2 separate regions of the Homo sapiens genome follow, and region 1 is linked to region 2. A link is an interaction called in ENCODE POLR2A ChIA-PET data of the cell type or tissue named here. Cell type or tissue: MCF 10A. All regions are shown on one strand. Links, peaks and the distances in the headings refer to the core of each region. The heading gives the core; the rest is flanking DNA. Region 1 holds the start of QRFPR (pyroglutamylated RFamide peptide receptor). Region 2 has its middle 74 kb from the start of QRFPR.

Evidence for each region. Peaks named below come from ENCODE experiments on the same cell type or tissue, not always from the same donor. Only the 100,000 strongest peaks of a DNase experiment are listed, where the experiment ranks them.
Region 1: POLR2A ChIA-PET joins it to region 2 with 5 read pairs; 1 of 35 experiments calls an interaction of 5 or more read pairs at or near these places.

Annotation. Positions count from the first base shown.
Region 1 is chr4:121,370,884-121,387,815 of GRCh38, reverse strand. QRFPR (pyroglutamylated RFamide peptide receptor) reads left to right here and starts at 6,798. Exons shown (of 6, transcript NM_198179.3): 1 at 6,798-7,508. The coding sequence starts at 7,169. RefSeq lists an enhancer at 6,228-7,012. In MCF 10A, for the core only: CTCF peaks have their summits at 6,636 and 6,854; DNase peaks (open chromatin) are centred at 6,695, 7,325, 7,755 and 10,555.
Region 2 is chr4:121,298,738-121,315,669 of GRCh38, reverse strand. No RefSeq gene overlaps it. Among named protein-coding and RNA genes, the nearest start is that of QRFPR, 74 kb to the left of the region's middle. RefSeq lists an enhancer at 7,738-7,827. In MCF 10A, for the core only: a CTCF peak has its summit at 7,682 (motif pointing right); a DNase peak (open chromatin) is centred at 7,709.

The DNA of each region.
Region 1 (16,932 bases), core at 3,584-11,583, 72 kb before region 2:
AAATGAAATTGTTTTCTTAATTTCCTTTTCATGTTGTTCTTGTCAGTGTATAGAAATGCAACTTATTTTTGTGTGTTGATTTTGTATCCTGTAACTTTGCTAGAATTGCTTACGAGTCATAGCAGTTTTTTGTGCAATCTTTAGGTGCAATTATTTTTTAAACATAAGTTACCTCCAGTCTTTTATTATGGTAATTAACATGGATAAAAATACCCAATATATACAATTACATAATCTCTCTCATTCTCTCTCTTTTGCTGAAAGCACTTTTCACAAAAAATCAATTTATTCTGGGCTTCCTGAAATTACTCTTTTTAGATATTTTTGTATCTGTTCGTATACATAAATAAACATATATATATACATGTATACACACACACACATCCCTCATATAATTTATAAAATTCCTGCTCTGTAGCAGAGTCCAGAATATTGATTCCATGCAAACTTGTAGCATACTGTGGCTACTACCCCTGCTTTTTAAAATTTCTCATTGAGATACTCTGCTACTATGGTGTCAGAAATTTTAAAGCTCCTCAGTCCTCTTTATTCAGCTTACATTTTAGAAACTATAGCCAAGAGATCATACAATCTTTTCTAAATATCATTAACTTGGTTTCTTGAAGCTTAGAATCCCTATCTGACAATATGTAGTATGTTCTACCTCATCTCCCTCAGAGTTGGCAGCTTCTCAAGCTTCTGTCACTTCCACCTTAGTATCAACTCTTTCCTCATTGGGCAGAATTAAGAACAGAAAACCAAGTCTCCCAGAAACTTTTTCCTTCTGAAAGACAAAATTCTCAGGAAAGTGAGGAAAACACCACATGCTATGCCTTTAGACTACTTATACCTTTAGCAAACATCTAGTGAACTCCCCATCTCTGACAATTTGGTAATCTTTTCTAAGGAAGGTTTGATTATTGCAACATTTCACTGACAAGATAAAGTGCAGACAGTCTCATAAAATTACTAGTTGCCTCTCCTTTTGTATTTATCCAGATACTTTCTTCCATGTTCCTATCTTTGAGGGTAGAAAGCTCTTTGGCGATTCTTCTTCACCCTGTTAGCTTGTTTATTTTGGAAAATGGACCCTCTGTCACTGTTGTTTTCTAATCATGAGAATTGCCAATAAGCATCAGAAGCCAATCCTGCCTTTCTGGCTCGCTTTATCCCTCTCTCTAACATAATCATTCCTACTTCTGTGCCTTTGGAGAGGCTACTCACTCTGTGACCTTTCTCTTTTTCAATTTATCCTTCCTTTTAGCCTTGATTTACACTCCACATTCCCCACACAGCATGTATGGATTTGCCTTTGCTTGAATTTCCAGAACATGTTCTTTCTGTGTGTGGATGTGGCACTTGTCACCTTATTTTGAGCTATGAATATTTCTGTCCCTCTTGCCCCTCTAACAAGATGGGGCTGGCAAACTGCTTCTGCAAAGGGTCACAGAGTAAATATTTTCTGCTTTGAAAACCATACAGTCTCTATCACAAATATGCAACTGTGCCATAGTAGTGTGAAAGCAGCCAAGGATGATATGTAGATGAATGGGCATGATATGTTCCAGTAAAATGTTTTTATTTTTACAGGCACTGAAAGTTGAATTTCATACAATTTTATGTGCCATGAAATATATTCTCTTTATGCTTTTTAAAAATGATTTGAAAATGTGAAAACTATTCCTTGCCCATGAGCTATACAAAAACAGATAGTGAACCATGTTTGGCCCAGGCTGTAGTTTGTTGACCCTGAACTGATAATGAGCTCCCCAAAGGCTGAGCTGTGTTGCATGCCCTTGTGGGAGTTACCCCTTAAGACTGGGTCTGTTTCTTCACCATACTACTCTTAATGATGAACACAGTGCCTGGCATGCAGCAGACATCCAAAAACGTTATTGAATAGAGGCATAAATATTCATGTACTTATCTAGTTTTCAAACAATAAGCAGGTATTTCAGGAAATGGTCATGAAGAGTTTCTAGGGGGAGAAGGAAAGGTCAGGAGTACTGGCAGTGTCTTGTGAGATTAGCCTTGGGCTACCTTAGTAGGGGTATTTTCACCAGGTAGCGAACTGGGTGAGTGAGATGTGAGTGGTTGAGATAAAGTGGGTTGGGAGGTTGAAGAGATGAGGGTTGAAGAGGTGTAGAGAAGTCGTGAAAACGAAGACTAGTGCAATATCAATAGAGGGAGGAAGACCCAAAAGAGTTTAAAACTTTAGAGGCTAATGTCACTTTTTTGTACACTTAGCTCCAATCAAACTCTAACTTCAATCATGCATTATTTCAAAGAATAATTCTCATAATCTGGATTCATAGGCTTTTCAAATATCCTAGGGAGCCACTATGAGAGTTGATCTTTGCTTTTCACACTTCCCTGTTCCCCTATACTCCTTTACTTGTTTTGAAGAGTGCTGAGTAGAACCGGGAAAGATGAGCACTATTGCTGTCTGCAATAATGTATGTCCACATAAAGCACAAGGAATTAAATATAGTCATACCAGACCTGCTCTGGCCTTAAGAAAGCCCTGAGATTTCTTCTCTGGGTCACATGGGGCTGGAATCAGCCTGCAGCTATGCTGCTGACCTTCTTTGATCCCAACACTGTGGACCAGGGAGAGGCAGGGCATGTCTTCCATCTATGTGGTTCCTATGTAATTCGAGAGCCATCCTCTATGACCCAAACTTTCAGCCCCTAGTCCAGAGAATTGGACTCATTTGTGAACCATTGCTCCTACAATGGGTTATGATTGGACATCTTCCCTTAGGTTTCCTTCAACAGTTACAATATGAACACATCCTTTTCAAATGCCCTTGGAGCATATACCAAAATATATAATATCCTTAGCAATAAAACAAACCTCAACAAATTTAAAAGAATGCAATTATACAGAGAATGCTCTTTGACCAAAAGGGAGTCAAACTAGAAAACAGAAAAATAGCAGAAAAATGTTCAAACACTTGGAAACTAAATAAGACATTTCTAAATAATCCGTGGGTCAAAAAAGACATTTAAAAGGAAATTAAAGAGTACATTGAACTGAATGAAAATGTAAATATAACACATAAAACATGTGGGACACAGTTAAGCCAGTGCTGAGAGGGAAATTTATGGCACTAAATGCTTACATTAGGAAAGAGAAAAAGTTCCAAGTCAATAATTAAAGTTTCCACCTCAAGAAACTAGAAAAAGAGTAGCAAAATAAACTGAAAGCAGGTAGAAGGAAGAAAATAATAAGGATAAGAGCAGATGTCAATAAAATTCAAGAGAAAATAATAGAGAAAATAATAGAGAAGTTGTTAGCTAAGAATTGTTTCTTTGTAACTAGCAATAAAATAGCCAAACCTCTAACTAGATTGACAAAAGAGAGAGAGAAGGCAAAAATTATAAAATCAGGAATGAGACAGGGGATACTCTTCAGCCATACAAAGGATATTAAGAGAATACTATTAACAACTCTACACACATAAATTCAAAAGAAATTTATCAATTCTTAAAAAAACTCACCCAATATGGAATAGATAATTTGAATATCACTATACTATTAACAAAATTAAATCCATCATTTAGGAACACCTGTAAAGGAACTCTTCATGCCCACATGGCTTCATTAGAGAATACTACCAAACATTTAAAGAAGAATTAATACCATTTCTACCAAACATTTAAAGAAGAATTAATACCATTTCTACACAGTCTTTTCCAGAAAATAGAAAAGGAGAGAATGCTTCTCAATTCATTCTATGATGCTATTATTACCTGACTGCCAAAACCAGGATAAAAAATACAAAAAGAAAAAAAAGTTACAGACCAATAGCCCTCATGAAGATATACATAAAATTCTTTAAAATCCTAACTAATAGAATTTAACAATATATATAAAGAATTACACACCACGACTAAGATGGGGTTTATTTCAAATATTCAAAGCTGATTCAATATTCAAAAGTCAATCAATGCAATTCACCATTTTAACAGGCTGAAGAAAAAAATCACATTGATAGTATTAATTGATGCAGAAAAATCATTTAACAAAATTTAACACCATTGATAGAATCTCTCAAGAAGTTGAGAATAGACAGTAACCTTCTCAAGTTGATAAAGAACATCTGCAACTAACATCATACTTAATGGTGAAAGAAGGCTGAATACATCCTTATAAGATTGAGGACAAGACAAGGATGATCTCCATTCTCCATTGCCATTTAACATAGTAAACTGTGTACTCCAACCATTGCAGTTAGGCAAAAAATAAAAAAAAAAAAAAACAAAAGAAAACAAAAACAACAACCAAACAAACAACAGCTAAAACCAGAAATAAAGAGCATACAAATCAGAAAGGAAGAAATAAAACTGTCTTTCTTCTCAGATAATGTGATTGTCTATGCAAGAAATCTACCAAAAAACCCTCTGTATTAGTCCATTTTCACACTGCTGATAAAGACATACCCAAGACTGGGCAATTTACAAAAGAAAGAGGTTTACTGGATTTACAGTCCCACATGGCTGGGAAGACCTCACAATCAAGGTGGAAGGCAAGGAGGAATAGGTCACATCTTACATAGATGGCAGCAGGCAAAGAGAGAACTTGTGCAGAGAAACTGCTGTTTTTAAAACCATCAGATCTCATGAGACCCATTCACTATCATGAGAACATCGTGGAAAGACCCACCCCCATGATTCAATCATCTCCCACTGGTCCCTCCCACAACACATGGGAATTATGGGAGCTACAAGATGAGATTTGGGTGGGGACACAGAGCCAAATCATATCAACCTCCTAATAAAATTAAGTGAATTCATCAACATTGGAGGAATCAAGATCAACATACGAAATAAATTGGATTTCTGCATACTAGTAATGAACACATGGAACCAAAAATTAGAAATTCAGTACAGTACCGTGTACAAATGTCCGCCCAAAATGAAATACTTAGGTGCAAATCTAAAAATATGTACAGGACTTACATGCTGAAAACTGTAAAATGCCTTTGAAATAAATCAAAGATGTAAATTTATGGAAAGACATTCTTCTCATGGATTGAAAAACTCAACCTAGTAAATATGTCAATTTCTATCAAAATCCCAGCAAGGTTTTTTGTAGACATAGACAAGTTGATTGTAAAATGTATATGAATAGGCACAGGTCCTAGAATAGTTACAATAATTTTGAAAAATAAGAATGAAGTATGAGAAATCATGCTACCTGATTTCAAAACTTATTATATAGCTACAGTAGTCAAGAATGTGGAGGATAGACACATAGATCAATTCAACAGAATAGAGAGCCCAAAACATAAAATGTAAAACTATAACACTTTTAGAAAAATACCTAAGAGAAAGTTTTTGAGAAATAGGCTTTGGTGAAGTTAGACTGAACACTAAAAGCTATCTATAAAAGAAAATATTGATAAATATGACTTCACTAAAACTAAAAGCTGTTCTGTGAAAGTCCCTGTTAAGAAGATAAATAACAAGCTACAGACTGGAAGAACATATTTGCAAACCGTTTACTAACAAAGGACTTGTATGTAGAATATAAAAAGAACTTTCAACAGCAAATAAACTAAACCATGCAATTAGAAACGGACAAAACACATGGAAAGACATTTCACCAAAGAAGATTCAAGGACGGCAAATAAGCACATGAGATGTTCAATATTACTTGCCATTAGGTAAATGTAAATTAAGGCCCTAAAGAGATATCACTACAGATCTATTAGAATAGCTTAAAAAAAAAAAGCAGCAAAACCAAATGCTGGCAAGGATGTGGAGAAACGTAACTTCTCATGCATTGATGGTAGAGATGGAGACTTGTACAGCCACTCTGAAAAGTAGTCAATCTCTTTAAAAATTAAATATACACATTACAGATTCAATAATCAAAACTTTTGGCATTTCCTATAGAAAGGAAAACTATGTTCACACAAAAACCTGTACATGATTCTTTATAGCAGCTTTATTTTTAATAGCTCAAAATGGTAATCAACCAAAATGTTCTACAAGAGGTGGATGGTTAAATAAACGGTGATACAGCCTCAGCAATAAAAAGAAACAGCCATTAATACATGCAACAACTTGGATGGATTTAAAGGGCATTAGGCTGAGCGAAGAAAATTCAATATCAAAAGGCAGCATATTGTATGATTTCCCTTACGTAATGTTCTGACAAAAGTTAAGAGAGAACATATTAGTGGTTGCCAGGAGTTAGAGATGGTGGAGGGAGGGGCTAGGTGTGAGTATAAAAAGCACCAGGGAGATTTTTGTGGTGATAGAAGAGTTTGTATCCTGACGGTTACGGGAATCTACACTTGAGATAAAAACATGCAAACACTGTACCTGTGTCAAATTCCTGGTTTTGTATTGTTCCGTAGTTAAATAAGATGTAATGAATGAAAGAAACTGGGTGAAGGGTGGGTACGCAGGATCTTTCTGTATTATCTTTGCCATTTCCCAAGTTCTATATTTTAACTATCTTAATTATTTTTCAATACAGAAAATAATTTAAAATAAGCCCTATTTGCCTTGGGTAGTTGTGGCTCCCATTATTACGCAAGAGGAGAAACTTGAAACTGTGGAACCCCCCAATACCCAGTTTCACATACAAGCATTACCTGACTGGGGCCATGCCCTGAGAAAGGCGCTGGGCGGCAGCAAGTTGGTGAGCCAGGGAAGTCTTCCCTCGCCCTGAGGGTGCGGGGAAGCGGCGTTGGCGCCACTGAAGCTGGGTGTGAGGGAGGCGTCACCGAGTTCAGCCCCACCCTCCACCGCTCCCCAAGCGGGTCCGGCGTCCGCATCGCATGGCCAGAAGGCGGGGAGCCAGAGGCGCCAGGACCCTCGCGTGGCGCTCCAGCACCCCAGACCGTGGCGGCGCCTCGCCTTAGGGAAGAGCAAGGGAAGAACTTTATTTGAACCGCGAACATTTTTTGGTCACTGAGATCGAGTCTCCCAGTGCTTTGGCTTCCCGCCTCTTTATCGTGGGTTTGATCCCTGAGCTGCTCTCCTTTCCCGAACCTCCCGGGGTGCAGCCTAGAGCCCTCCCGCGCGGCTGACTCCAGAGTAGAGGAAGGGAGGCGGCCTCCGGCTGGTCCCCCGAAGCCCTCGCTGCCCCGCAGATGCGGATGGCCAGCCAGTAGCGGGCGGTGGCCCCGCGTCCCGGGAGCGCACAGCAATGCAGGCGCTTAACATTACCCCGGAGCAGTTCTCTCGGCTGCTGCGGGACCACAACCTGACGCGGGAGCAGTTCATCGCTCTGTACCGGCTGCGACCGCTCGTCTACACCCCAGAGCTGCCGGGACGCGCCAAGCTGGCCCTCGTGCTCACCGGCGTGCTCATCTTCGCCCTGGCGCTCTTTGGCAATGCTCTGGTGTTCTACGTGGTGACCCGCAGCAAGGCCATGCGCACCGTCACCAACATCTTTATCTGCTCCTTGGCGCTCAGTGACCTGCTCATCACCTTCTTCTGCATTCCCGTCACCATGCTCCAGAACATTTCCGACAACTGGCTGGGGGGTAAGAGTCGCGCCCCGCTCCTTCGCTCCTTCTCTCTTAACCCTCTGCCTTTCAGGGGATCTCTCTCTCTCTCTCTCTCTCTCTCTCTCTCTCTCTCTCTCTCTCTCTCTCTCTCTCTCTCCTCTCTCGTCTGTCTGTCTCTCTCTCGTCTGTCTCTTCCTTACACTTCTCTGTCAAATGAATCCGGTGCTCTTTCTTAGAACTTCGCCACCTGTGTTCACCTGGACATAAGTTCTTTTGGCCGCCTCTGATTCCCCTCCAGTGCTTCCTCCTTGTGGCTTAGAGACATAGGTTGGGGAAAAGCTTCGGAAAGGTCCCGAGCAGTGAGGCAGGAAGTCGCACCCCTCGCCACTTATTTCAGCTCCCTTTCCCGTCATTACCAGGTTTTTCTCCCCTAGTTTTCTTACTAAAAGTGAGATAAAAATATTTCAAATAATTAAACCAAAGTTAAAAATCTCATTTCCTCATTCCCCCACCCTCCAGCCTCACTTCCCAGTTGCTTGCAGACAGCTTCTTGTACCTATGAGCATAAAACAAATATAATTCATGTGCAGAAAAAATATATTGAACTAGTCCTTTTAAAAACTGTATTAAGTGTCATGCAGGAAGAAGGAACACAGAAAACTGATGCCCTCCTATTATAAAAGAAGAGATAACATTCTCCTCCTTCCGTATAATGGGGGAAAAAAAATGACAGAGGAGAGGTGGAGTCACTGAGTTGGGAGCAGTGTGTGGAGGTTGGAAAAAAAGATATATTTCTTGAGATGATCCAGCTTTTCCAAGAACACAGCTGGAGAATGCCCTGGTGTAAACCCAGGAGCAGTAGTGTGTTGTATTCTCACCAGTGCTTAAGGTGCACCATGGGCCTCCCCTTTTTCACGGTTGGGTGTATTCTTGTGGCCACATCAAAATGGTTAGAAATGTAAGAGAAATAGATCATTATGCCTTCAATCTCTGCTATTTCTATCCCATTACTAATTCTCTTAAACTCATGGAGGGTGTTTCATCCTACCATTACCAATTTGAGATCGTGAGCATTGCTTTTTTTCTCATTAGCTTAAACTGAGTTTGCTGTTAGTCAGTCAGAATGTTAAAGTCCTTGATTCTTATCAATCTATAATGTAAATATTTTCAAAAAAGCATTAAACATTGAGTACAGAGCATTGACTTGAAAGTAATACACAATGTGGAAAGTAAGACCTTGATTTATGGATTAGAGACTTTCTTATGCACTCTGATGCAGTAATTGTATTTGGGCATTTTAAAGTTGCTCAGTGCAACTAACTCCATAAAATTAATGGGGTATTTTTTGATCATCATACGGAACTTGGTTTTTGGGGAAAAGCACATGAGTTTTCATTTCTAAATGTTTGTGAAAGCAGATTTATGAGGCTTCTTTGTGCTGGGGATGATTATAGCTCCATTTGTAAAGGTGAAAATAATTATGCAAAGTGGGATTTTATGGTGGGGATCAAAAGAACTGGATTACTATTTTGGCTGTAATACATGTTAATTTAGTATGTCTGGGTCTCAATTTTTCAGTAAAATATTAGGGATTAGAGAAGTTTGAAAGTGCAGTGAGTCTGGCCAGGCGTGGTGGCTCACGCCTGTAATCCCAACACTTTGGGAGGCCGAGGCGGGCGGATCACGAGGTCATGAGATCGAGACCATTCTGGCTAACACGGTGAAACCCCGTCTCTACTAAAAATACAAACAACAACAAAAAATTAGCCGGGCATCGTGGCACGCACCTATAGTCCCAGCTGCTCAGGAGGTTGAGGCAGGAGACTTGGCTTGACCCCGGGAGGCAGAGGTTGTAGTGAGCCGAGATCACGCTACTGCACTCCAACCTGGGTGACAGAGCAAGACTCCGTCTCAAAAAAAAAAAAAAAAAAAAAAAGTGCAGTGAGCCAGATCTTTAGCTCCAGTTCATGTTGGGGAATCATGGCCAAGAAAGGCCATATGGTGCATCTTCCATCCTCAGGGCTTATTTGGGCACTGCCAAGGTTTTTCTCAAGTTTTCTTTTCTCCCTGCTTCTTACTTCATGGAGAACATTTCACTTTAGCTTCTAAATACTGAAGGAGAGTAATATATTGCTCATTTATTTTATAGGGTTAGTGTGAGAATAAAGTGTGTTAGTAAAAGTGCTTTGAAAAATATTGGTCATGCCATGAAAGTATAAGGTATTAATTCTATTAAGGGGTGTTTAATTGGAGGTGGCCTATGTTTATCTGGGACCAGATTTATAGAATAAATAATGATCTTATAAATTGAGTAAATAATACCAAAATTGAAGTGCGAGGGAGAGGTGAGAGCATGCAGAGGGGCTAGAGATCAATATGAAAATAGAATTAACTTGCGCATTATAGGACAGGATAATCATGGCAAAATTTCCTTGATAAATTAACCAAAGTTCAAGAGAATGTAATCTAAGAGCCAAAAATTAATTCATAATTTATTATTTTACAAAGCTATTGAGGATCTCCTATCTGGAAAAGTGTTCTACCTTGAGAGTACAAAAGTGAGTAAAGTCTATCTGTGCCCTTCAGGACCTCAGAGAATAGGAGATGGCCCCAAAATGAGCAAAAACAGGATTTGATAGAAAAAGGATCCACTTTGCTCTACGAGCACAGAAGAGTCAGGAAGGCTTCCTGAAGGATGTGATGTTCAAGCTGGGTCTGGAAGAATAATTCAGAGAATAATTTAGACTCTTTCCAGCAGAGGATGGAGTGTGTTCTAGGAATAGGGGTCAGTGCCAAGTTGGAGGGAAGAAAGAAGATGGTGTGTTCCAAGAATACCGTGCAAGGCATTGCAAGAATGCACAGGTTATATGTGGGGAATGGCAGGAAATGAGACAGAAAAGTAGTGCAACTGGGGAGGAAAAAAAAAAAAATATATATATATATAGTTATGTAAAAACCTAAAATATGAATACCCCTCAAATTCCTTCAGGGGTGAGGTAGGAAACACAAACAAAGCAATGAAGATCACCAGGAAGCAACGGCGACAAAAGGAAGACTGTCTCCTCTAAAGGGGGCAGGATTGCAGCATGCTGGAGTGGTGCCCAGGATTGTCACATCTTCTTTTGTTGTTGTTCTTGCTTCCCCACCTCTCCTTCTGAAAAGCTGGGAATACAGATTTTTATGATGCTGACTTCTAAGTCAAATACAAAAAGTAAAATGCAATCAGGTAAAAGAAAACATCTCTATGGCTTGGTCAGAAATAATTCATGGACTTCCAGTTTGTCACATCTCTACATTGCCTGTCTCTCAAATATTTCTGACAATGCTAAGACTGTGAATGACTGTTTTATTCTTCTTTCAGTCCATTCCTCTTTCTTGCTGGGGACCAGCAGCACCTATTGAGTCAAAACCTGCTTTTTAACAAGGTTCTCAATTGTTTCACGTGCACATTAAAGTTTGATAAGCACTAGAGAAGTCAGCTCAGGTCTTTATAAGGAAAAAAAAAAGTTTGTTAAGTACTACTTGAAGTAGTAATGGCTCTTAGACCTGGCTACACAGAGAATCTCCTGAAGGGCTTTTGAAAATGGCCTGCGCCAGCCCCAGCCCAAACCAGTTACACTTGTCTCTTTGGAGCCAGCCACACTGCCTTACAGAGCCCAGTGTGCACAACTCTACTCAGGTCCCCTTTCAGGGACATCATGTTGTTATCTTAAAACTGGTTGTGGTGGGAGTATTCACATCATGGAAATCAGCACTTACTAGTTAGGCCTGTTTTTTAAAAAAGTGAAAAAAAAAAAAAACAAACCCAGAAATCAAACAGTTGCTTTCCCAGCACACCACTGAGCAAAGACATTGAGTTTTCTTTTGTACACTGCTGGGACCATGAATAATAGGTGAGGCAAAGTGTAGCCACAAACATGTTTTTACATGAATTACACTAAAGTTGGAAAGAGATACAGCTGATCCACAGCATCTAAGTGTGCCCAGCATGGAGGCAAGCTGACATTCAATTCCTTTCATCCACCTTACCATCATTGCCTTATTGGCTTACCTTTGATCTACCAGTTGACTCACTCTCTACTCCCCAGGACTCCTTCCAACATGGAGCTAGCAGAAGTGGCGATTCTCTGCACCCAAATATTATAAATGGCACATGTTTATGAGTTTTTTGTTACTCATATGAGGGTGGAGTTGCTCTGCCATGGCCCTTTCCTTTAGGAAAGTTTTGTCTCTGTTCTCTTCTCTGATTTACTGGGCTAGACTGCAGAAGTGGATTTGTCCATTGCCTCCTTAGGGCCACCAAATTTACCTGTCCTTATCTGCAGCCTGTTCCTCCTCATTTTGTTTTGTTTTTTCCTCCTTTTTATCTTTTTCTTCACAATGTCCAAATGCTCCTCCAAATTCACTCACTGAACATGTTCTGTTTCTTCCAGCTAAATACAGAACTGATTTTGCTTGTGACCAGTGCTGCAGAACACCACTCTCTTCTCTAAGTTTCCATGAACTAGTCTTTTTTTGCCTCTTTGTTTCCTTTATGTCCCTATCTCTGTATTTTCTGCCTTTTGAGAGTTCTCAATCTTTCTCTTATTTTGCGAGTAAGTGTCCACTGAAGCTTAGCATGCAACCTCTTTTCTTTCATCATCAATTTCTGCATAGAGGCTATAGTCATGACTCTCACTTCTTTGCTGATGGTTCTGAAATAGTATCTAATCAATATCATAAGCCATGGTCTTTCACCTGATCTGAAGACTTGGCACTTACACATGAATATATTACCAGCATCTCTCATTCTCTCATGGTATCTTGTTCCTCTGCCCAAAGTCTAAAGTATTATTAATGGCACTATGAGTCATTCCTGTATTCAGCATTTCTTGGGTATTTCCTGTGTGCACTGGGATATTGCAGGTATTGAGAAAGCTGTGTTTCTGTGGAAAAGCCAAGTTTCCATTAGACTAAGAAGGGGGAGGAAGCATTCAAAGAAGTAATGGAGAATGCAGGGCATTTTGTAGATGTCAGGGTTCCAGAGCACACAGTGCAAGTATTGAGGAGTAGGGAGCTTGAATCAGATTAGGGGATGTTCACAGTCTGATGGGTTTGAGTCCAAAGTTGAGGGATAGGCTGGGAGAGAATGGGACTCGTGGTAGCTGAGGTAAATGAAAACTTAAGGCATAGGAATGTTAATTCTGAACACTTCCCAGGAGGAGACAGAAAATCAGTTCTAATGCTAGCCTGCTTTATGACTCTAAGCATTAAGAAGATGAAATGGGGAGTGTTTGGGGTGTGCCTGGAGTAGTGGCCTTGCTAGGATCCTGCTGGGTTCTGTATCCACTTTCATCCTGCTGTGGATTCCGGCACAGCCAGAGGGAGGATGGTCTCCTCAGGTGCACACACAGCTCTGCAGCACTCCCCCAAATCCTGCCGTGGGCAGTGAAAAGAATTTTCTAGCAGTGGCTGGCAAATTGACTAAAAGCAATTCCAAAAAAAAGGAGTTTGAAATATATTCTAAGTAATGGCAGCATCGTTGGGGGAAGTACACATTCATGCACTTTTACTATCTTTGAAGAGTATTAGGGTAAGAAAACACAGAAAATTAATTTTCTCAGCAGCTGATATGAGAATTCCTCTTAGAGTGGTAATGCTCAATCTTGGCAACATGTAGTAAATCATCTGGGAGTTTTTTAAAACACAGATGCCTGGTTCCTACCCCTGGAGATTCTGATTTAATTGGTCTGATTATAATTGGTATGGAGTTTTCAAAAGTTCCCAAAGTTAGAAAAGTTATAATTTGCAGCCAAAGTTGAAAGCCACTGATGTAGTGTAAATGCTGACAGCACCAGGAGTTCCCCAAGTTAGAAAAGTTATAATTTGCAGCCAAGATTTAAAATCATTGATGTAGTGTAAATGCTGACAGCTCCAGGACTCAGGCTGATATGAAGATTAAAAGAAATAATAGATGTAAACACTTTTTAAAAAAGTATAGTGCCTACCCCATGTACCAGCTCAATATAGCTATTATATATTTAAAAAATAGCAATGGCAGTCAGAATGCTTAGAAAATGCAAAAGTAGATTATATTAACTGGAGTCCAACAAGGAGCTCAGAGGCAATTCTTCCGTTTTCTGCAGCCTATTGCGTCTTTACTAAAGCCCTTAACGTTTTTAGAGTCTTTCAAGATGAATTTGGAAAGGATTCAAAAATGGTGAAAAGATTGGAATATAAGACATACAAAGAAATATAAGAAGAATTATTCTCTTGCCTGGAGAATAGAACTTTAGTTATAAATTAGCACACCTCACCACAAAGGTTTTTCAGTCTATTTTGCCCAGGGCCACAGCGGATGTGGGCGGGTAACAGAATGGTAGTAGGCGAAGCTCCAAGCTTCATTATAACAGCTCCTGTCTCTCTTTTTAAGAATTAGAATTTTGCATGACTTTATATGAAAAATGAAAGGATTTAACTGGAAGGAAAGGAGGGAGAGAAAGAAAGCACTCACTGTACACAACATGAAATGTTAGGGTGTGTTTTTAGAGATTGAGAGCTGATACATTGTGAAATGAATTAAAGGAGGTTGTTGAACTTCATTTAGTGAAAAGATCTTAATTTTGAGGGCCAATTCAGAACAGAGAGCTTAACCTGGAACTTCTTCGGTCCCATTTTATTATTCAATCAGTGACTAGAAAACATCAGTTACATGTGTTATATAATTTTTTTCTATGATATTTCAGAAATTTTAGAGTTCTTGGGGAAATTTACATATGGTAAGATTGGTGTAAAATCAACAGTATTGTGGGGCTTAAAAAGTCAACAGAAATGATAAAAGCTATTGATGAAGAATAGTCTTTTTAAAATAAGGAAGTATTAAAAAAGATGTAAATTAAACAGAGGTCCAACAGCAACAGTAGTTTGGAAATAAAGTCAGGAATTATGCTGTGGACAGCCTCTGGTTGATCTTTCCTAGAATCAATTACGTGCACACTTTGAGAAGAAAAGATGCTGTAGGTCACTAAATTTTTTTGGTAGGTGAGAGAGTGGCAGTAACAGCAACAGCATTTATGTAAAAGATTCTCTCTACTTAGGACAAGAACAGTTTACATTTAAAATAATGACAAGGATTTAGCAGTAAGAAAGTTTTAAATATTTCACTGTGCACTTAGGAGGCATAAAATGAATTCCCTTTTAGTTTGCTTTTCTAAAACATAACTATTCTTTGATAAGTTGTTGATTTATTAGGATTCTTGTTTGTGGGAAGAGAAGCCCAACTTAAATTACCTTAAGAAAAAAAAGGGAATATTCTACCTCTGCAACTGAAAAGGTCAGAGTTAGGGCTGGTTTTAGGCATAACTGGATTAAGGTCTTCAACAGTGATCATCCTCCCCCTCGGCGGCCAGCTCCACTTCCCTCTGTGTTGTGGTTTCATTCTAGAGCTGTCTTTTGCCCAAGTGTGAAAGATGACCCCAGGAGCTATAAGCTTACATTTTCTTTAAAACTCCCTGTCTCAAACCAAGTGTCCATCGATGGACAAATGGATATACAAAATATGCTGTGTATACACACAGTGGAATATCACTCAGGCATGAAAGGGAATGAAGTTCTGATACTTACTACAACATGGATGAACTTTGAAAGCATTATGCTCAGTTAAATAAGCCAGACACAAGAGGACAAATGTTGTGTGATTCTACTTACATGAACTATTTAGAATAAGCAAAGTCATAGAGACAGAAAAGGTACTAATGTTACCAGGGGCTATGGGGAGGGCAGAGTGGGGAGTTATTGCTTAATGCTTAGATTTCTGTTTGGGGTTATGAAAAAGTTTTTGAAACAGATAGTGGTGTTCATTGCACGACACTGTGAATGTGATTAATGCCACTGAATCATACACTTAAAAATGGCTAAAATCATAAATTTTATGTTAGATATATTCTACCACAATAAAAAATTCTAGAACAAAAAATAAAACTTTTTATCTCAGGAAATGAGAGAGAATACTTCCCGGTAGTTGCAGAAAATTCTGGAAGGATTCTAGCCAGTTTGGCCTTGCTGTCTTACCCATAGAACTAATCACGCACCTCAGGGAGCGCCATCGTCACTCCTATTCAAACACCCAGAGATACCCCCTACAGCAGGAAGAAAAGCCTATTGAGGAGCCACTGTGAGGCAGTTTCTTATCCCTGTCTTGTGGGAGACTGACCTTCTCTTATCTATCTCCCGTTTGGTTTCCGTTGAGTGTAAGACTTCCCTCCTTTCTCCCCACCTTGCTCCCACTTAAGGTTCAGCTACAGTCTTTTGTGTAAGTCTGTACAATTTCTTGGCCGTGGTTTAAGGGTTGCTCCTCCCCAGCAGGGCAACCCATTGCCCATACTGTCAGTCATCTTGCTCTTCAAGGCTCAGTGTCTTCCTGTGTTGATCTTGCCTTTGGCATCTGTGCAAGTAATAAACTTCCTGAATCCATTGATGCTCATTGTCTCCTTACTAACTGAATCAATGGAAGTGTGACAAGCTAACAACTGTAGTAGTGACACTTGGGACCCTGTTAGCCACTAAGCCCCTTGGAAAGGCTTGACTGCTTAGCATGAAGTTCTTCCATAGGAAGGTACTCAGGGTAGATATGTTTAGCAGAGTTGGCCATTTATGTCTAGTGGAGTGAGTCAACTTACAGGGACTAAAGCTCCCCGATCATATGTCTTCCCATAAGGCCAAGCCCTGCACTAGGTTTCTCAGGACCAAGCTGAACCAGAGTTCTGAGTGGCTCTTCCTTGTCTGCCTTTCCTGGTCTGGGATGGAGTGCTGGGATCTCCCTCTGCTGCTCCCATCTCATTTATTGATATATACTCCCCAGTGGACCAACTTCCAGGCTGCCAATTCCTTCTAGTAGTGGACATATGCCTTCTCCCTCTGCTAAGGAATTATTGAAAGGTCAGTGAACGGGGTTCTAGAAGTTGATATTGGCAGTTCCCTCTCAGTCTGTGCCTTTAAGAAAAATTCAGCAGAAGCTATACTATTTGTTTCATTTTATGCCTTAAAACTAAAGATTCTTAAGGATGAATTCCGAAGTAATTAAGTAAGTGCTTATTGTTTTTATCTGTCTTTGCAAAACTAAATTAGTCCTACCTGTAGCTTGGTTTTGGAGAAACACATTTACTGTCATATCAGAGAGATTGTAGGCTATTCAGGGTAATAGAAATCTTAAAAGACAGCATGTTCCTACATCCTGGGAGAAATAGAAGGATAGAGAAACAGTTAGATGCTGTGAAAACAAACATGGATTGTGGAATCAAACAATATTGGGTTCTAATCCTGTTCCATCCTTTATTAGTGTTTGTATTAACTAGATTATAAGTTACATGGCCTGGCATTAAAGCTTCCCCTATTAGAAGACCAAGGAGAGAAGTTATAAAATAATGTTTGATGCTGCCCCCCAGTGGTTGATGTGGTGGCAGAAAATATGACAAAGATACAG
Region 2 (16,932 bases), core at 3,111-11,110:
TTTGTGTTTCCATGGCTATAGATAGCATCCTTGTCCTCAGTACATCTTTCATAAATACATGACTATGTCAAAAGAGGGGTAGGGTAAAAATATATAGCTGAATCACTTCAAGATGTTACTATTTATTGGAGAGAAAAAAGCAAGTAAAAATACATATTTTTATGTTTCCTACGTCATATTCCTATGTGAAGGACACAACAATATTGCCTGCATTTCTTCCTGAAGAGCTTGGCCTGAATTGACTTCTCACCAAAGTCCTAAGGCTCTTTTTACTGATTAGTCCTGCTCTGTCTTCTGTTGTTGTCTTAGACCTTGATAGTTTTTGTGTCCTCCTACAGCATGTGTATATACAGACAGATTTCTGTTAAAATGAGTGGTGGATGGGCTACTGACCTTTATGTTGCCTACTCTGGATACCAGAATCTGAATAACCATAAATATATGAATATATGAGTATATGTGGTAGCATTTTTTAGAAATTCATCATATTTTCATTTGTCGATGGTAACCTTATCCACTGTGGGTAAAGAAACAAGATTCTGTGCTGTGCATTGTTGCTGCTGGTTCATTGTCTTGTCCACTGAAGCTTCCTATTCTGATTCTGAGGCCCTTTTTAGTAGGTCTTGGGCTTTGTTTTATCTTTTTTATTCTAAATATTGAGTTCTATATTTTAATACCTTGTCTTAACACTGCCACCTGGACCACTGAAGGCTATTGGATATGCTACAGTTCATTTCTCTTATCTGACTGCACTATTTCTGCAAGCTTTTCTGTAGATATCAGACCTTTAATGCCTTTCAGCAATAATTAAAAGGCATTAAAGGTCTGTAGTGGGCAATTGTGGTTTGTTATTTTGTTACATACTGATAATGTCTATCCTTTTTACGGTAAAAAATTTCCTTCTGAATATCACCCCTTCCCCAACTTAGACCATAGTGTTTGACTAGAAGTGTCCCTGCTCCCAGCTCCAGGAATCTTCCATGATTAGTGTAAGCCATAGTGATTAGTCTAAGGTTAAATACATGGCCCAATTCTGACCAATGAAAATTAGTCTCAGGATGTTTTTGCCACCTTTGGGATACAAAAGTTTTCACCTTCCTTCTGGACTCTAGGTAAGTACTGATGCAGCCATCTTATGAATACTGTCAACTGGTGACAACAGTAAGGCTTCTGCTGACAAAGGGAGGCACAGGAGGGAGAAAAAGCAAGCTGGTCCTAGATCAAGGTTCACTACAGGAGCACTGAAATTCCCAAGAGATCCCAAAAAGCCAACTGACTATATTGGTAAAAGCATTAAATATTTTCTTTACCAAATGGCTTAGGAAAATGCTATTTAATTATTTTATGCTCAATATTGAGTTAGTTGCATTTATGTCTAATCTTGACAACTAATCTTTGAAGGAAAAGAGTATAAGTTTATTCATATACACCTGTGTGAGACAGAGATACAAAAAAGCACAGTGCTTTGTACAACATAGTGGTACAACATTTGTTGACTTAAATTGACATGTATCCTAATTTTTTCCACAAGGGTCACTGAGTCTATCCTTATTCTGTATTTATAAATAATGTGAGTCATATAGCTCAGTGGAAATACAGCAGCTCTAAAGTCCACGCAATACTTACTAAAGCTTTGTTAAAGAACGTTGTGTAGGAAAACAAGATTGTACATATATATAAACTGTGATCTTGAATCATTGCTTTTGAGAGCTTTATAATAAGTTCTCAACTTGTCTAACATTTTATATCTCTTTATCATGAAATTCTTGCAAATTCGGATGGAAGGCCTCCATTAATGAAACATTTGTAATAGTGAGAGTGGGAAAATGGAATAGAAGATTAACAAAAGGTCTGGGTTAGAGTATGAACACTATTGTCCAACATGGAGTGTGGGAAGCACTGAACAATGAAGAAGCCCTGATTAATTAACTGGTTATCACCAAGGCTTTATCCAGGGATGATAATTATTTGGGCACTTATTTCAAGAAGGCGGAACTTGCTAATCTGGTATGAACACTATTGTCCAACATGGAGTGTGGGAAGCACTGAACAATGAAGAAGCCCTGATTAATTAACTGGTTATCACCAAGGCTTTATCCAGGGATGATAATTACTTGGGCACTTATTCCAAGAAGGTAGAACTTGCTAATCTGGGTGGAGGGATGTTCACAATGGCCTGGAATACTTTCCCTGTGCCCCTCCCGTTCCCTGTTTGGTTAGTCATTCATGGAGTAGTGGATATAACACTGGCTAAGGTCATGTCCTCAGTTCATGTTCCCACCTCTGCCGCTTGTTTGCTGAATTGGCTAGGGCAAGTCACTTCATCTATTTGAATCTTATATTTTTTCTGTATAGAATGAGGTTATAATATAAAGGCTCAATAAGATGGTGGTGGTTAAATGTTTAAAACCTAAAACTTAAAAAAGTAAAGCATACTATATTACTTTATTTGACTTTAATTTAATTTAAAAATTAATAAAAGTAAATCTAACCATCAAGTGCCTATCGTGCTAGGCTGGTGGGAAGTTTTTAAACATGGAATCACTCATTACTCCTACTGCCAATATCTATTTATTTATATCTTGCTGTTATGAAAATTTATACCTTGTATAGGTTTAATTAAATGTCTTCTTAATTAGAACTAGATTTTCCCAGGAACATCAAAAATTTTTTAAAAGACAAGTTAGACACACAATTATATAAAGATAAAAGACACAAATTACAAACTTTCTTTTGACTAAAAGAATTGAAAGTTGGGCTACATTTTTGTAGATTTTTAAGAATTCTTTAGAACTTCCTATATATAATATCATGCCATCTGTGGATAGTTTTACTTCTTCCTTTCCAATCTGGACGGCTTTTACTTATTTTTCTTGCCTAATTGCCCTGGCTAGACCTCTAGCACAATGTTGAATAGAAGTGGTAAAAATGAACAACTTGTCTTGTTTTTGACCTTGGAGGAAAGCTTTTCAGTCTTTTATCACTAAGTGTCATATTTGCTGTGGGTTTTTCATAAATGTCTTTTATCAAATTGGATACATTCCCTTATATTTCTATAATATCTATTGAGATGTTCGTGTGTTTTTTGTCCTTTATTTAATTAATATGTATTACATTGGTTAAGTTTCATGTGTTGTACAAATTTTGCATTCCTGGGATAAATCCCACTTGGTCTTGTTATACAATCCTTGTATGCTGCTGGATTCAGTTTTCTAGTATTGTGTTGAAGATGTTTGCATCTGTATTCATAAGGAATATTGGTCTGTAGTTTCCTTTTTTGTGATATTTTTGTCTGGTTTTGATGCGAGAGTAATACTGGCCTCATAAATTGCATTATTTAGTAGTATTCACCCATGATGCCATCTGGGCCTGAGCTTTTTTTTTGTGGAACTTTTTTGATTACTAATTCAGTTTATTCAATAATTATATATCTATTCAGAATTTTTATTTCTTCTTGAGCTAGTTTCAGTAGTTTGTGTCTTTCTAGGAATTTGTTAATTCCATCTAAGTCATCTGATTTGTTGTATGCTATATACAATTGTTTATAGTATTCCCTCATTATGCTTTGTTTATTTATTTATCTCTGCAAATTCAGAGTAATGGCCATTCTACTATATAGACATATAAAACTAAATGCAGTAATATTTTCTTCAGTTTCTCAGCAATAGGCAAGAGTCTACTCAGACATTCAAAGCACATGATTGTTGATTTTATATTCAAGCTCTGAAAATGGGATACAATTCTTCCTCAAACACTTTTTCCTCTATCATCCTGCATTAGTTAGGATTCAGTTTGCTCCAACAGGACACATATACCCTTGCCCAGTGTTTTCAAGCAAAACAGACTTTTAAAAACATTATTCCAGCTAGTTAGTATCAAACATTGATGGGTAGGAAATTGAGAGCCAATCCCCACTGCTGGCTCCAGGACCAGATCACTTCTGCCATGATCCATGCCAGGAGAATGGATATCCCATGTTCCACTGTTCAACACTAGAGAATGAGGAAGCCATCCCTGGGACCTCTGCTACAGCTGTCATGGAAAAGCCAAATGCTTTCCATGACTGTCTTTTTTTTTTTTTTTTTTTTTTTTTTTTTAGATGAATCTCAGTCTGCTGCCTGGGCCGGAGTGCAGTAGGGCAATCTCAGCTCACTGCAACCTCCACCTCCGATTTCAAGCGATTCTCCTGCCTCAGTCTCCCAAGTAGCTGGGATTGCAGGCACCCGCCACCACACTCAGCTAATTTTTGCATTTTCAGTAGAGATGGGGTTTCACCATGTTGGTCAGGCTGGTCTTGAACTTCTGACCTCAAGTGATCCGCCCGCCTAGGTCTCCCAAAGTGCTGAGATTACAGGCATGAGCATGTGCCCGGCCTCCATGACTGTCTTTACCGGCAGAATCCAGGTTTTTACCTGCCCTAGTTTTATTCATTTCAAGACAATACTGCTGGGGCACACTCAGATTTACTAATTTTAAAATTAGAATTTATTTTAGTCACTATGACTTGAGCCACTTAGAAATGTAAACGAACTTTGAGAGTAATTTTCTTTTTTTTTTTTTTTTTGTTCTTTAATTTCCTCATTCATTTATTCAAAAATATTTATCAAGTGAAACACTATTATAAAAATATAAAAACTTTGTTTTAATAAATGATTTTTTTTTTATTATACTCTAAGTTTTAGGGTACATGTGCACATTGTGCAGGTTAGTTACATATGTATACATGTGCCATGCTGGTGTGCTGCACCCACTAATGTGTCATCTAGCATTAGGTATATCTCCCAATGCTATCCCTCCCCCCTCCCCCGACCCCACCACAGTCCCCAGAGTGTGATATTCCCCTTCCTGTGTCCATGTGATCTCATTGTTCAATTCCCACCTATGAGTGAGAATATGCGGTGTTTGGTTTTTTGTTCTTGCGATAGTTTACTGAGAATGATGGTTTCCAATTTCATCCATGTCCCTACAAAGGATATGAACTCATCATTTTTTATGGCTGCATAGTATTCCATGGTGTATATGTGCCACATTTTCTTAATCCAGTCTATCATTGTTGGACATTTGGGTTGGTTCCAAGTCTTTGCTATTGTGAATAGTGCCGCAATAAACATACGTGTGCATGTGTCTTTATATTAGATGAAAACATCTGACTCTGAGACATTTAAAATATGTTTCTTATTTCTTTCAGCTTTTATGGTTTTAGAGACTTTCTATTATTTTCTTCTTCATACAACTCATGTGATATGACTGCTAGTATTTGCATGTTTTGATCTTCGACTTAAAAATCAGTTCAACCCCCTCTCTACACTATCACTACATATTTCTGAGATAAAAAGTACTTATGTTTTCCAAGCATTTGAAAGAACACCTACATTTAAAATGTCTGTAACTATGATGATATTATATTATAAAAATAAATACTTACTTGAAGACAAAAAGAAAAGAAATACACTATACGACGAAGGGGAAAAAAACTATAATCTTTACACAAATCACTAGGTTAAATAGCCAACTGAGAAACCTTACTGAAGGGTAATTTCCAACAATTGCACATTTTTCTGTTTTGACTTAAATCCATTTGTATTATGGCGTAAAATAAAAAGCTCTTGGGTTTAAAAAAAATACTCTGTGCTGAGACTCCCAGAACACAACTATATAAATCTTTTACTTGTTCTCTTCATTCTACCTGAATACCTACTCTACATTCATTGCCCATTCTTTTCTGGAATATATTTGTCTCTATCTTAATCCACCTCATTGTGTCCCAGGTTTATCTTAATAAAATCTCTTTGCAGTTTGCATTTTTTACTGCAAACTTTTTATGGGAGTATAACATACATAGAGAAAAGTGTACAAATTATAAGCATAGAACTGAAAGAATGAAAGGAGTTTTAGCATTTTTTTATACTGATGCCAATGTTGGCTTTATTATATAAACTACATCCCATATTTTCACACATTATATACCATTGAAAATAATTATCAAATAGCATATATTTAAATGCCTCAAAAGTTGATCATCTTTGAACTTCCAGAGCAGCCAATGACTATATTAGAACCTTTGAAAAATGAGAAAATACCTACCATTTTATTATTTTCAGAGTCACCGGCTGACTGGAGAGGCAATTTTATTCTTAATTTGCAGAGGTGGAGGCTGAAACTTAGTGAGGATAATAGAGGTGCAGCATCTAAAGTCAGACCTGTCTCTAAGGCCTGCCCTCTTCCCATGCCCCTGGATGATCAGCAGTGGCAGTTGAACATCTTATAAATATTAGCCTTGACTGTGATATAAGAATGACTGAAGTTTGGAAAACCCTGTATGCCAGTGGTTCCCAACATTTTTGGCACCAGGGACTGGTTTCTCGGAAGACAATTTTTCCATTGATGATCAGGTGGTGGTAGGGTGTGGAGGATGGTTTTGGGATGACACTGTTCCATCTCAAATCATCAGGTATTAGTTGGATTCTCATAAGAAGCACGCATCCTAGGTCCCTAGCATGCACAGTTCACAATAGAGTTCGTGCTCCTATGAGAATCTAATGCTGCAGCAGACAGCAGATCTGGCAGGAGGTAGAGCTCAGGCGATAATGCTCGCTTGCCCACTGCTTACCTCCTGCTGTGCAGCTCGGTTCCTAACAGGCCACAGACAGGTACTGGTCCCCAGCCCGGGGGTTGGGGACCCTTGCTGTACACTACCAGCTACGCTTGCTAAACCAACTGCCTCTGAAATGAAAGGAGAGTTTAGTGAATTACAGAAAGAACTTTTAGGCTGAAAGCATGTGAGGCCAGTACTGAAGTCTGGCTCTCTACCACTAAGACAGCCAGACTGGAAGCTAAAGACAACATTTCCCAGATGCCTTAAGAGATCTGGTCCACCACAAGGACCTAGCACTGGCTTGAGATCTAGGAGGCACACTCATCACACCTATGTTCTAATACAGGTTAGCTGTCACTTTTTTAATCTTTTAAGAACATAAATGAAACTTACAGAGGAGGAGGCCCATCTTCTGCTGCTTGTGCTGCCTCTGAAGGAAAGTGGGCCCAAGGAGGCATTTGGTTTTCTGTGGCAGCTGTAGCAGAGGCCCCCTTGACTCATGCCTCAATTCCATTAGTAATCTATTTCATTAATATGTCATCATATAGAGTCAGGGTTAGGTTGAAGGCAACAAAATATCCTCTAGTCAGTTCATGTAAAAAGAGGTTAATTAGCAGTTTTGGGGTGACTCATCAGATTTTTAAAAGGGCTGGAGAAGTAGGCTCCGGGCTGAATTTGCAGGAATTACCCTCATGAGATGTAACTGCCCTGATAAGAAGCCACTTCCTCTGCCACAATCTGGAAGATAAGGCATCAAGGAGCTACCACCATAATTGCTGGCCTTAGGACCCTATATAGCTTACCATGACCCATGTGCTACATAAATTGTGATTTGTTAATTCCAAATTTGTTATCCTCTCTAGTTTATTGTTATATCTCTTCTTTTTCACATTTTCAAACAAACTCTTGGAAGTGAAAAATACCAAGCTGCTCTTTAAATGTAAAGATGACATTATTATTCTACCAAATGCATTTGGAAAATAGACTGTAAAGGGCTATACTTCAAAAAATATATGTATTATTCCACTCCCTTCTCCCAAATTTGACCTCCACCTAACCAGGTGTCCTTTTTCCTAACATTGCTCTGTAGATGGCGCTATTGCTGCACAGTGGCAAGTTGGTAGCAAAAGAAACTGACCTTTAAGAGGACTCAGAGAACAGGTTAATTTTAAAGACATCTGGAACTCTGGCACATGGTTGGGTCAGAGCTAAGTATTTTCAAGTTTGGTTTGTTGTTAGATGTTGGTGAGTTGCCTCTAACGTCTGGAAAGCAAAGATTAAAAGATGCTTGGAATTTGCAAGCCACAAGGTTGGTTTGGCCCCAAGACAAAAGGTACAGAGCTTTAAAGTTTAGTGGATGTTCCTGACAGCCCGGTTTATATCTCGTTTTGCTCCTTTTGGGGTTCACCTGGGCTTGTGTAAAAACGTGACAACCTGTTCAAGAGCCTGTCTTAGCCTGTGGGAAGGTGGACTAGAGGAGCTGCCTGAAAGATGAAGTCATGAGAATAAGGGAGGTGTTTTTCATTTCATGCAGACTCATGGTTTTACTTCCTCTTGCCCAGATACCCTCTCTTACCTTGGTAATAAAACTTTGTTTGTGTCTCTTTCTGACTTTTGTTTTGTGCAATAAATCATTTTTCTAAAACTATTCTTTTGGAAGACAAATTAAAGTGAATATGAATGTGAGGAATAATGCACAAATAAAGATAAATTCTGAGACTCATTAACTTACTCAGAAAACAGACAATGTAACTGAAGAAGAAGATCATTGGCTGTTTTCCATTTCTTTCCATCCATGTCTTTTTGAGATCCTCCAGCAAATTTGAAAAATATGTGGAGGAATAATAAAAATGCCTAGAAAACCTCATCAATTCAGAAATTAATTTGACTCACCTATCTGTGAACACAGGCAATTGCATTAACAGCATACTCCTACTGATAAACAGCCCTGCCAATAGACATGCTTGATAGAGATTCACCCAACCACAACTCTGTGGGCCAATTCTATTTAGGAAATGTCATAGCACTATGATCTGCTATGAGATTCAAAGCATATAGTTTTTATAGGAAGAGGACATTTTCAGTACCTAGAGGGTTTTTGTTTTGTACCTTTAAAAAATAGCCTGAAAGAGCGGTTTCTGTATCTTAAAGACTTCCTGAGCCCCATCCACAGAGATGATGATGCAGTTAGGTCTGTGGCAATACTTGAGATGCTATATTCCTAATTGCTCTATAAACTTCTCCAAGAACTGGATAAGTTTTGGAAGCCTGGTTCGTAGAGAAGGAATAAGATGCCAAAAACCGGAAAGAACCTGAGAGTGGCTACACTCTCAAGACTTGTGATACAATTTTTTAAATTGCTACATAATATTTTACCTATTTATGTGATAGAGGTGAGTATTTGTTACATGGGTAAGACACAGAATGATCAAGTCAGGATATTTGAGGTATTCATCACCTTGAGTATTTATCATTTCTATGGGTCGGGAATATTTTAGGTCCTTTCTTCTAACTACTTTGAAATATAAAATACATTGTTGCTTACTGTAGTCACCCTACTCTGTTATGGAACTTTAGAATTTATATCTTATGGCCGGGCATGGTGGCTCACGCTTGTAATCCCAGCACTTTGGGAGGCCGAGGTGGGCGGATCACGAGGTCAGGAGATCAAGACCATCCTGGCTAACACGGTGAAAACCCATCTCTACTAAAAATACAAAAAAATTAGCTGGGCGTGGTGGCAGGCGCCTGTAGTCCCAGCTACTTGGGAGGCTGAGGCAAGAGAATGGCGTAAGTAAACCCGGGAGGCGGAGCTTGCAGTGAGCCTAGATCACGCCACTGCACTCCAGCCTGGGCAACAGAGCGAGACTCCGTCTCAAAAAAAAAAAAAGAGGAATTTATATCTTATATCTAATATTTGTGCCCATTAACCAACCTCTCTTCATATGCCCCTCCTACCCACACACCCTTCCCAGTCTCTGGTGTCTACCATTCTACTCTCTACTTCCAAGAGATCAACTTTTTTAGTTCCCACATATGAATGAGAACATGCATTGTTTGTCTTTCTGTTCCTGGCTTAGTTTACTTAATGTAATGACCTCCAGTTCCATCCATGTTGCTGCAAATGACATGATTACATTATTTTTATGGCAGAATATTATTCTATTGTGTATATATACCACATTTGCTTTATCCATTTGTCCTCTGATGGACGCTTAGGCTGATTCCATATCTTTACTACTGGGAACAGTGCTGCCATAAATATGTGAGTGCAGATATACCTTTGGTATACTGATTTCTCTTCCTTTGGATAAATACCCAGGAGTGGGATTGCCAGATCATATGGTAGTTCTATTTTTAGTATTTTGAAAACTCTCCACACTGTTCTCCATAATGGCTCTACTAACCTACATTCCCATCAACACTATATAGGAGTTCCCTTTACTCTGTATCCTTGCCAGTATCTGTTAATTTTTGTCTTTTTATACCAGCCATTCTGAGGTAAGATATCTCATGGTAGTTTTGATTAGTATTTCCCTGATGATTAGTGATGTTGAGAATTTTTTCATATGTCTGATGGCCATTTATATTTCTTCTTGTGAATAATGTCTATTTATGTATTTTGCCCACTTTTTAAAGGGATTATTTTTTTTTACTGTTGAGTTGTTTGAGTTCCTTGTATATTAAAATCACTGCATTTACAAAATTGGAAATGAATAAAAGGATGGACCTAGGGTGAGAATTGGAGATTTGTATTTTAAAACCCTGGAATCTAGATTGCTTTACTGCCTTCTAAAAAAACAAAATTGCTTTCTCTCTCAAGTTCTTTTTCACATCTTAAGAGTAGAATAATTCTTATCTTCTGATGATATCTGGTAGAGGAACAGGATATACTTTTGGTGAAAAATACTTTGAGCTGGCCTGACCTCTGGCCTCTTTGGCTGTTGGACATGCTGCATACTTATCTTATGTTTGTTAGTTTTGTAAATTTTTAACTAGATAAAGTGTCAAGTGAACTGAGAAGGTGATAGAATCTAGTGCATGCCAATGTACAATTCAAATTGACTTACACAGAGCAATAGTCCCAAGTTGTGGACTTACCAGTATGCAGTGGGAAGTGAAATGGAAACTGCACTAAGGTAAGTGTCGTTTCTAACAGTATATTAAAACAACATGAAAAACCCAAAGTAGACACTCTTAGTTCAAATAGCTCAACTTTGTAAGTCAACTTTGTATTTTAAAAAAGGTCAAAGTTATACAATCCTTTTACTCTTTACTGACTTAAGATACCTACTTATTTTGCATTAATCAATTACATTTTATTATTGAATTTTATCTCATCTATCAGCTTTTTTATTGTATGTTTTTGTGTCATTTTAGAGGTTACCCTAGAAATCACAAAATGCAACCATAATTTTGTCTCCTTTTGCCATATCTCGAACACTGCAATGAGCAGATATAACAGATATCTGTAAAATAACAGATACTGGCAAGGATACACAGTAAAGGGAACTCTTATACAGTGTTGATGGAAATGTAAGTTAGTACAGCCATTATGGAGAACAGTGTGGAGAGTTCTCAAAAAACTGGAAATAGAACTACCATATGATCTGTCAGTCCCAGTACTGGGTATTTATCCAAAGGAAGACAAATCAGTATACCAAAGGGATATCTGCACTCACTTGTTTATTGCAGCACTGTTCACAATAGTCAAGCTCCTTGCAGTGCTTTAACTTATAATAGTTAACCATTCCTATCCTTTTTTGCTGCTATTGTCACATTGTTTTACTCCTACATAAGTTATAAACTTTTCTTGGACTTCTGTGTTATACTTCTGTTCTGTACTTCTGTTCTTCCATCTGGGACCATTATACTTTGACATGAAGAACATTCTTCAGTAGTTCTTGTATTGAAGATCTACTAGTGACAGTTCTCTCAGCTTTGGTTATATGGAAATGTCTATTTCTTTGCCTTTTTTTTTGAAGGATACTTTCATTCTGTATAGAATTCTAAATTGGCAGGTTTGTTTTTTCTCTTTTAGTTCTTTAATGATGTCTTCTAGCACAGTTCTGGTCAGTGGATTTCTTCCTGATATTTCTCCAGAAGCAATATGATCTTTTTCTTTTAAAGATCTTCTCTTATTATTTCTTTTTAGAATAAAGCTGAAGTTTTCTTTGTATTTATCTTGCTTGGGGCTCACTGAATTTGTGGGGTTTCTTTTTATGAGATTTGAAAGCTATTGACTATTGTTTCTTCAACTTTTTTTATCTCTCTTTTCTCTCCTTGGGATTCTAGCTATATGCATGTTAGACTTTTTAAATCCTGTTCCACGTTTCTTATCTGTTTTGTTTTGTTCTTTCTATTCTTTTTTCTATCTGTGCTTCTTGCATATTTTCTATTGACTTGAGTCTGTAAATCCTATCTTCTCCTATGTTCAGTCTACTGTTAAACCCATCAAAAGAGTTCTTAATTTCAGACTGTGTATTTTGCACTTCTAGAATTGTATTCAAGGTAATCCAGAGGGAGACAGAGAAAAAATATATATGTATATACATATATATTATATATTACACACATATATAATCTATGTTATATAATATATAATTATTAATATATATAATGAGGAATTGGCTCACACAATTATGGAGGATGAGAAATTTCATAATCTACTGTCTGCAAGCTGGAGACCCAAGAAAGCCAGTGATTCAGTCTGGGTCCCAAGGCTGGAGAGCCATGGAAGCTGGGTATGAATCCTAATCCTAAAGCTGGGAAGATGAGATGAGATGTCCCAGCTAAGCAGGGAGGCAGGAAGTAAAAGGGACAAATTCTCCTTCCTTTGCCTTTTTTTTCTATTCAGACTCTCAATAGATTGGATGATGCCCAACAACACTGGGCAGGGAGTCTACTTACTGAGTCCATTTATTCAATGCTAATCTCATTTGGAAACATCTTCGCAGACACACCCAGAAATAATGTTTAACCTGAGCTCTCCTTTCCAGTTGACACACAAAATTAACTATCACAACAATGTTTGTTTGAGCTCTTAAAATAAATTCTTTATTTATAAATCCTCTATTGTAACCCTCCATTTTTTTCTTCAATGTTGTGCATATTTCGGTCTACTTTCTTTAACTTACTAATCATGGTTATTTTAAAGTCTCGTCTGCTAACTTCAGCTTAATCTGGATCATAACTAAGCCTATTTCTCTTGTCTACTTTATTTCATGTCCACTTTGTATCCATCATTTTATTTTGGCTTTTGAAGTGTTTTGCATTCTCTTCCATTTTCTACACCATTTAGTTCTTATGAAATCTATGGATCCACCACTTTATTTTGGGTTCTTATAGTATTTCAGGATATCTTCTGTGTTCTATACCATTTATTTATTATGAGGTTTGTGTTGGAAGGCTAACTTTTTTGGTAACAGTTTTTAATACCAGTTACAGATAATCCAAAGTTCCCTTTCTTTGTAAGTTACTGAAAATTCACATTTTAAAAATAACATCTTAAGAAATTGCACTTCTGTGTTCTGGCTCCTACTACATGGACACATGAAATGCAGGTATCCAAGAATTGTGCTGTTTAACATATTCTGCAAAATGCTGATTGCAGCTTATTACTTAGGAGCATCTTTATCCATGTCACTCTTTCTCTCTGTGACATTATCATTGTTATTGGCAAAAAAGTATTTACTGTATGCTCTCAAAAAGTCTGGAAAGAAAATCTTCCAGATTTTTTCCAAAATGAAAAAGATTCTCTCTTTCTGTCAAAAATAATAGATCATAGAGAATGTATGTTTTTCCTCAATTCATCAGTCCCATTTCCCATGTTCCAAATATTGTTACTTTTTATTATTTAACTATTTCATAGCCACAGGAGCTACACAAATATAATTTATTTATTTATAGACTAATACCAGAATGGTTTGTTCAATGGTGAACTGAATTTCCTCCTAATAAGCAAATAGGTTATACGTGTTTTGTACCAGAAAAACATCAATCAAACATTATTTCAGACCCACTTAATTCTAGGAAAGAAAGAGATAAATCTGGGATAATCAAGAGAATGCAATCATTTGGCTTATTTTAAACCAGCCTCATACATTTTTTAAATGACCTATTTTCTTTGTTTCCCAACAAATTTTATGAAACCTTTACTCTCAGGAATGATCCATAAAGGAATATGTCTTCATTGTACAGGCATTCTTTCTTCTACTCGTGTTACTATGCTCTCACAGTATTCTTCTGAACTTCCAGGAAAGATAGCTCAAGGTTTATTTGTACTTTATAGCCCTTTTAGGGCACATAAAATAACATAAATTTATTTTATATTATGAGCCTGATAGATTATTAGCAACTAGAAACCAGGTACTGAAAAAAAAGATGCCCTTTGTGATATTAGTCTTTGTGTTCAAGAAAAGGACTTGTCAAGTCCCAGCCTTTAAGTAGTAAATGGCATATGTATATATATAATCTTCATATGTATATTATCCTCATTATGTCAATGAGGCAGTGAAAAAGTGATTCACCATGTTTTCCCTGTGAAATCACCACCTAGGCTGAGGTGGTGAATACGTCCTAAAGGAGTGAAAAACCTGGGTGGTTAGGAGGATGCACTTTAGAATAAGTACAGACCTGAGATGAAAGAAACTCTCAGGCCGTGTTTGAGTTTTAAGTCCTTCATTCGAGGATGTGTAAGAGAGCCTGGCTGTGGTGGGAAATGGCTATGGCTCCTGGCATGTGTTAGGACCTACATTTCTGAAAAGATGAAAATATGTGGGAGAATGGCAGTAAGTAGACAGTAAAGTCAAATTAATTTTCTTATAAGCTTCAGATTTCTCATGTGTAAAATAGTAAAAATATTTTCTAATTAAATTTGAATAGAAATTTAATCTACTATTAAAATTTCTCTAGTTTTTCTCCTTAACTGATGTTTACCTAGAACTTAGTCAAGTAAAAATGAACTTACTAAAGTAAAAATGAACTGGGGCCTCTGCTTTTCTCAGTGACTTTATTACATTATTTCCTCCTTCCTGTCTTGTCCACTTGAACCTAGAGAACCAAAGGTATAGGGGAATAAGAGGACTATACAGCCAGCTGCTTTTGCTTTGGTGTGGAAATGAGCCTATTGCCATCTTTGGGTTCCACAAATAAGTAGACAATAGAGAAAATTTTGGGAATTTCAGAGTAGAAATTGTCCCCTGGATTCTTTCAACTAGAGGTGTAACTCAAAATATTTAGCCACTCAATTGTGAGTTGGCATATTTAATGTGGAAAAGCAGTAGCTTAGAGTATCACTTTGCATCCCAGGTGTCAGACCCTCAGGCTAGGCTGAGGGTCTTATCCTTATATCTGGCTACTGTTTAATTAGGAATCTGCCAAAAGTAGAGATGCCTTCCCTTTCTGGTCTATGTTGACAGTTGATTCTTTTGATTCTCCTCTTATCCCTTCATCAAATCAAATGCCATATGAATGCTGCTTTTTGTGCTCTGAGGAAGAAAGGATCAATTTTTTATATCAATATTTCTGAGCCATCAGACGGCATTGGTCATTTGTCAGTGTGAACCTAGATGGGCTTTTTACCCCACTGCAGATTGAGGTCAATCCAATGTGGCAAAAACTGGGGGTCTGTTCCTTCAAATGACTGGTGGTGGTAGTCTTCTGACCCTCTTTACTAATTTTTACCACATTGTGGACCCATGGAGAGATCGAATCACAATTTTCTCTTTCTGCCATATCTGGACCACGTAGGGAAAAATCTTTAACTTTTTGATAACATATATATGTGTGTTTGTGTTTGTGTGTGTATTATATGTGTATATATATATATATAAATTACAAGTGAGCAAGATTTATAAACAAATAAATTTTAAGTTGATTTGCAGGAATTATTTGTTTGTCATCTTCAGAAAATATAAAATAATTGGAATGGGAAAAATATGGATACATTTGACACATCTTGTTTAACAACATATAAAAGTCACAGCCTGTTGGGCCCAACTTGTTCCTACATTGGGTAGGGGCTTTTTCTGAAGATTTCCAGTAATACCCACCCACCTTCTTTAATTCTAGCTCCCCTGCCTTGACATATGATTCTCACTTAACACTACGTACAATTTTCCTCTGAATCATATTTCAGTCATCAGATTTAAACTTACAAAAATTTTAACTAGCAACCTCTCTGCTATCATCTTTCAGGGTTAATTGAGGAGAGCTTACAATATATCATACCCATTAACACTCCATCTATCTTCTAATACAAATAATTAATACTCTTCATATTTACTAATTCACACCCCTGTGAATATTTCCCAGCACTGAAGCAGAGAATCATTAGAAATTTTCACTGGAAAATTTATGACAAAATCATTATAATTTATCATTGGCAGGTAGATTATGATCCTGCAAATATGATCCTGCAATATCTAGCTCATCGGATGCAGCAGGGCTGCTTTGAAATTAAATGATGTGCTGCACGTGAAGTGCTTAGTGTGGTGCCAAACATTCAGGAAACTCAATCAATTTCAGCTGTTACTGTAATTACCAGTGTTAGTTGCAAGTACGCTTTCCAGCATAATACATGTCCATCTCTCTCAACACTGGTGTCTCCCAGGGTCCTTTTATAAATAAAGCATGGGCCATTATTGAAAAGCCTTCTTTTTCCAAAGGATGAGTAACCAGCACACAATAACTCAGTTTTACCAGTTAAGCAAAATCTGTAGTATTCTGAATATTTGATTTACCCTTTGTTGAAACAAACGTTTAAAATTTTTGTTTTTAACTGAACGGCTTACTTTTTTGACAAAGGTGGAACTGGCTACTAACATTTTTCATCATGTGGAAAAATGTTAACTGTGGATCATGCAAATAAAACTACAGCTCCTTCATTGAGCATAAGCCATGAAGCGCTAACAGCCTGCTCAGGTCTGTGTGTGGGTGTGTATAAGGCAGCTTTGGAGGATGGAAAATACAGCAAGTCACGTCTCCATTCTTTTTAGGCAGACTTCTTTCTAATTTCTTCTGAACACATGGTCATAAATTGAATAGTTTATTATTTTTATCCAATTATGTATTGTTAGAAGTTCTATTTTTTTCTAAAGGAATCAAGACAATTTAGCAAAGCTCATTTCATTAATTTTCTTTCTATCACAAGGCTAGATGTGCTTTAGAAACATGAGTGATTATATCATTTGTTAGTTTCAGTGTAATTAAGTGGGTCGCTTTACAGTAGTAGCATGGAGGTAGGAGGTTGAATTTTAGCCACATATGTGCAGGAAACCTATTCAGTGCTGAAACTAGGTATATTGTATGATTTATTATCTAAACTGGTTAGTTTA